Linked DNA regions of Homo sapiens: region 1 is linked to region 2. A link is a contact called in ENCODE Hi-C data. All regions are on one chromosome and are shown on one strand. Each heading gives the region's core, a stretch centred on a gene start or an enhancer-like site at or near the end of the contact. The rest is flanking DNA. Distances are from core to core; before and after follow the strand shown. Region 1 overlaps LINC03063 (long intergenic non-protein coding RNA 3063). Region 2 holds the start of PRKD3 (protein kinase D3).

Region 1 (2,700 bases), core at 59-2,558, 250 kb before region 2:
GTCTGAACTGTAAAATATACCATTTTCAAACTTATCTTATGTGGATTGCCAATATGAAAACAAATGAAATCAGACTACTCTAGTGAAGTGAAGGGGTGGAGGAGGTTTAGCCTTCCCAAGTTGGCCTTACTCTTTCTCATCACCAGCCACAGAAGAACCTTCATGGAACCCTGGGGCCTAGGAAACAAAGTTTGCCAGCAACAGATCTAGTCAAACTAGCTCATTTTACAAAAGAGGAATCTGAAGCCGATAGTGGGAATCTTCTTCTGGCCTCTACTGGAGTGAAGTCTCCCTGGTCTTCTGGGCTGGCCTCTGCCGCTAATGACCATAGAAACTGCTTCAGCTTCCAGTCTGAAGTTCCCACCTCCTTGTGTTGAACCTTGGCCTGACTGACTTGGAACTCCATTCTCTCTGCCTGTGGACCAATGCATTCACCTATGGGACCCATGCATTCATCATTTCTAGGGGCAGTCTGAGACCGTTGAAACAAGGAAGTCACTGCTCAGATTTGCATTGCAAATTAGATTTTGAGTCCAAAGGAAGACAATAGTCCTGAAAATTAGATTTATTGGGAGAATGTACCTCTTGAACACACAGAGATAATGACAATGAAACTGCTCTACGCTTACACCCTGAAAATGACAAGCACATCCTTGACATCATCCTTCGCATATGATGCACTTCTTTGCTTAAAATAACCTCCTTTTTAATAAATTCTACTCATCTTTCGAAGAAGCTAAATTCTCTTTCCCTGTGATGCGTTCTCAGACTTTCCCAAGCAGAATCAATCAACCCTCCATCTGTGTTCCTGTAGCACTTTTTTTCATACATTTATTATAGCCCTCATCTTATTGCATTAGAAAAATGTGTTTACATATTTTTCTTCCACTGACTCTGAGTTTCTGTTGTGAATAAGAAATATGTCTCACTCATACTGATGCCTCAGCTGCTGCTAACAGTGTTCTGGCGTTTGATACATTTGCTGATTGGCATTGTAATTCAGTACTGGCTGAGGTTATGAGAAATGAGTGTCCTTCTCAGCCATAGACTTTTTTAGAAGTTGCCAACCAGTGACAAACCATTATTAATTATTTGCTTGTCAACTTGATAAGTTATTGAAAAGTAAAATGACTGTGTGAATATCCTGTTACTGATCATTGAAAGTTTCTGATGGACAGTCCCGGCACTCACCCTTGGTCTGTTTCAGTCACAAGCCTTCTTACACATTTTTCTGTTTGCTCATCCATGCTGGATCTGTTCTGAGGCAGACACGTTGCTATGACCAACGCAGCCAGCAATGACACATTCTCCCTCATGCCTGGCCACAGCCCCTGGTAACTGTCAGCCTTGCAGATATGACTGACAAGAGTAGAAAGTAAAATCTGTGGGAAAAAATATGAAATCAGGTTCCAGTTCTCACTCCCTCATTACGTAAAAATGATACCATGTTTAGTGAGTGTTGTGTGGTGAATCTCACATGATCCTGAGACAGAAGGGGCTTTACCAGGAGAGAAGTGATTTTTCTGACAGATACATGAGCCTCGGTAATGGTGCCATTCAGCACTGAAAGGCAAACTTAAGTTCCCTTTGCCAAATTCACACTGCACATCAAAGCTACAGGGAAGGGTCAGTCCTTTTCAACAACTGCAACGTAACTAAAGCCGCTTCGTTTGCAGGAGTTCATAAAAACTAGATTATCCCAGATCCATTTTCTTAAACCAAGAACAAAACAACCTCAGTAGTAGAAAATGTCAGCTCTCACATGTCCACTGATCTTTGCCTCATCATCTAAGACTTTTTAGATTTTGTGTTGAAATACAGCTTCCCCTACCAACAGGTCTGCCCAATCATTTTTAGCCCAACTTTATAGTTAAGAGTTCAAAGTACAATATTCTTGCTTTCATGTATAAGCATTTATTTGATCACATGGGATTTACCACGTTTATTGTCAAACAATTGATCTTTTCTTCTTAAATTCCTCTAGGATTTCCATCTAGTTGATGTGGTTTTCATGTTTCTAACAGAAACAGCAAATAAGAACACAAGAGAGAAATGTTTGTATCTTGTTGAAATGTGGAGTATTCAGGGTTATCACTAAAAGGCATTTGAGACATGACCACACAGAAAAGAGAATCCAGGGAACTGTTTGGGAAGACAAATCACATTAAGGGTGTTTATTTGGATTTCTAAAATTTCCCTTTCTCTGGTTTTATTTACATTTCATTAATATGAAGTGATTCAACCTGAGTAACATTTTGTCCTACATAGCTTACTGATTTGACTTTTGCAAGCAGCCGGACACCAAGAGTGGCCCTAAACAAGTTCTTGGTTGATGCAAAGCTCCACACGTATTGAATCAGATAACTGTAAATGAAAATTGCCCTTTAAATGTAATCTCTCAAAATCACTAGAGTTCATTTCCCCTAGAGAAGCAGATAGCTTACGCACATTCCCTTAGGAAGGGGATCAAGTTTGTTACCTATAAAACTAAGAAGGCAGAACTGCTGTCAAGGGCAGGAGTTGAACTGTACAGTTTTAATTCCTAAACTGGACCCAATTCAATGGGCTTTGGTCTTGATCTTTTCCAATTTATGTTAACTAAGTCCTAATTAAGCAGAGTTCATTTTAAAGAAGTCAGATGCCAAGTCTTGTCTTTTCTACCTAGACTTTCAATATTGCAGAGCTTTTTCTTAATTAAGG
Region 2 (2,799 bases), core at 211-2,710:
ATTCCTGAGAATGTTTCAGAAATCTTTTTTTAAATAGATTTTTAAATAAAGTAATCAAGGTTTTACACAATCTTACCTGCCTTATGTTTAATATAAATTATCTTAATATTTTCATTTCTTAACTTTAAATCCGAGGACATCCATTAAGAGTGATGATTTTGTATCAAAAGTAGGGGCTAATTTATGTTTATTTTTCTTTCTATTCTTGAAAACTGCCCTCTTGGCTGGGCGCGGTGTCTCACGCCTGTAATCCCAACGATTTGGAGGGCCGAGGCGGGCGGATCTCTTGAGGTCAGGAGACCAGCCTGGGTAACACAGCAAGAGACCTCGTCTCTACAAAAACTAACTTAAAAGTTAGTGGGGCGTGGTGGCACACGCCTGTAGTCCCAGCTGCTTGGGAGGCTGACGCAGGATAATCACTTGAGCCCAGCAGCTCCAGGCTGCAGTGAGCTATGATCGTGTCACTGCACTTCAGCCTGGATGACAGAGTAAAACCTTTTCTAGAGAGAAAGAAGAAAGAGAGAAAGGGGAAAAGAAAGAAAAAGAGAGAAGAAAGAAAACTGCCCTCTTGATTGTAGTCCCTCTGATTGTTTCAATATATTTAAGTACTTTTGGGATAAAATGTTGACATAAGGAGAATCATGTGGCTTCTGTGACAATGCCTGTCAGCTTCTCAGGCCTTTCTCTCACATAAGACATCGAAAATTTATGCACAGTGTATTTTCCCTCTAGATCCTTATGCTGCTGACTCCCACTCCCGCCCCACTCACCCGACACGGTCATACTTTGTTTTGGAGCAAAACAAATGTTAACATTGTGTTTCCAGACACCTGGAAGCCCAGGTTTGGTGATTCTGGACTGCACTCCACTTTGGTGGTAGGGTCACATTCGCGTTTAAAGGCCGACGGGGAGGAAACACCGAGCACCGGGAAAACCCCTGCAGTCACCGGAACGTCGGGCTTGGGACGTGCCGGTTTGGGCGCCGAGCTGCGGTGCCGGCGGCCACCCCGGGGGCAGGCAGCAGGGAGGAGCATGCGGGAGGGCTGTGACATCTCAGGGTGGAAGCAGCTCTCTGCTCTGGACGCCTTACAAGTCCCCCGTTCCAACTATCACCTCTGGCCCATTGTCGCCACCGCCTCCCTCAAGAGTGCACGGCAGTAGAGGAAAAGACAGTACCGTCGGCAACAGCGCGATCAAGTACCGCGTGTAACTGATAGACACGCTCGCGACTCCCGCGGCGCCCCTGCCCCGTGCCCCCGCGCTCACGAAGACGCCCGGAACTCGAGGGTGCGGAGCCAGCCCGACTGTACCCGGCGCTCCCGGCGCCCCTTCGCGGGGCAGAGACAACCCCGACCTCCCGCCGCGGCCACCTCCCGGCGGGCGCGGGCCGAGGAACTACAGCTCCCGGCAGGCCCCGCGCTGGCCGCGCGCCCCCGCCCCCCGCGCGCCCCGGCCCCCCGCCCTCCGGCCCCAGGACGGGACGGGGAGGGAGGGAGGAAGGGGCGCCGGAGGCGGGCGGGATCCTGCGAGGCGCGTGAAGCCTCGCTGGCGCCTCGTCCGGTACTCAGACGCTGGCGGGCGCAGTTTCTCACGACGGGCCGAGCCTGCCACTGTAAGTAGTCGCCTCGGGGAGCGCTGAACAGACACCGAAAAAGTTCGCGCCGCCGCCGCCGCCGCTTTGTTCTCCCGGCCCGTCGGGCTGAGGCGGCGGCGGCCCCTCCCCCATCCCCCAAACCCCCAACCCCCCAACTGCACGCGGCGGCGGCGGCGACAGGACTCGGACCCCGCGCCGGGCTGGGCGGTGTCAGCCGCGCTGGGCGGGAAGTTGGGGGAGCGCGCGGCGGGAGGTGGGCGGCTGAGGGGGAGCGGGGGCGCCGCCGCAGCCGCCAGAGGGGCCAAGTTCCGGCGTCCGCGCGGAGGGCAACTTGGGTTCGCGCTCCGCTGGAGACCACCGCGCCCGGCCCATCGGAGGCGATCCGTTCCCGGGTCTCCCAAACTAGTTCCCGAAGCCAGACCCGCGGCGCTCGCAGTGCCGAATTTTGGACCAGCTTTTTCGTTTCATTTCCTCACTTTGCGTTGTAGTCGTCTCAAAGGGGTGAGTAAATGGTGCTTGGAGAATGTAAGCCCCTCGCCCCAGTATCCCGACTGCGTTTGGATTTGCTAGTTGCAGCATTGTTCCGAGTTGCTCCCTCCTGGGAGGTTTTCCTTAAGCTGAAACACTGAGGAGTGCCACTGTTTCTTTGAGCAGTGAAAATAACCATATACTACTGTATTGCCGGTTGGGTATTTTATTTCAGGTGAACGCAGTCAGAGGCATAGGCCTTGCCGTCTGCAGGCACACATACGATTCAAGCGACAAGTGTGTGCGCGCGACCTGCCGACTTTTCCACACACAGATTGATGGCATGGACGTAACTGTGTCTTCAATCACACCCATCCCCACAGGAAATAAGACTATCGGTGTCATCTTTGATTAGGAAGGATAAGTTACACCCTGAACTGCTGCTTGGTGCGACACAGCTTTTATGAGACATAGCCACAAATGGAACAAGAACTTTTAAATGCCTTAATTTGTATCCTAGAAAATGTTATTTTATTCCTCTGAAACTTTTTTTTTACCCTTCTACTTAATGTCGTCGTTCTTACATTTTTAGCGATTTTCATTTTCCTTAGCTTTGCTGCAGAAGGCGTCCATAAAGTTCCCCCGACTGAGATCTAGGCCAGTTTTTCCTTGTCAACGAACCCTTGCTTCCTTCCCTGTTAGATTCCGAGTTAAGATCAAGCATGGACATTCAGCCA

What was found. Hi-C counts contacts between places; a loop is a spot of excess contacts on that map. Pooled maps may share reads with other maps.
Region 1: a pooled map shows a loop between it and region 2 (2.7-fold over the local background). The contact joins the enhancer-like site here to the promoter of PRKD3 in region 2. A Hi-C loop is called at or near these places in 2 of 168 maps with a recorded cell type or tissue (CD8-positive, alpha-beta T cell and PC-3) and 8 of 50 pooled maps.

The regions. Positions count from the first base shown.
Region 1 is chr2:37,569,684-37,572,383 of GRCh38, reverse strand. The region is part of intron 1 of LINC03063 (long intergenic non-protein coding RNA 3063); the gene reads right to left. Among named protein-coding and RNA genes, the nearest start is that of LINC03063, 8.5 kb to the right of the region's middle. RefSeq lists enhancers at 1,137-1,196, 1,297-1,606. Within about 2 kb of position 1,308, at least 4 of the 41 ENCODE cell types and tissues checked have a DNase peak (open chromatin) inside an H3K27ac peak, as active enhancers do; they include PC-3, where a contact is called at or near this core.
Region 2 is chr2:37,323,494-37,326,292 of GRCh38, reverse strand. PRKD3 (protein kinase D3) reads left to right here and starts at 1,460. Exons shown (of 19, transcript NM_005813.6): 1 at 1,460-1,612. PRKD3-DT (PRKD3 divergent transcript) reads right to left here and starts at 1,212. Exons shown (of 2, transcript NR_183394.1): 1 at 771-1,212. RefSeq lists a silencer at 1,100-1,729 and an enhancer at 2,370-2,449.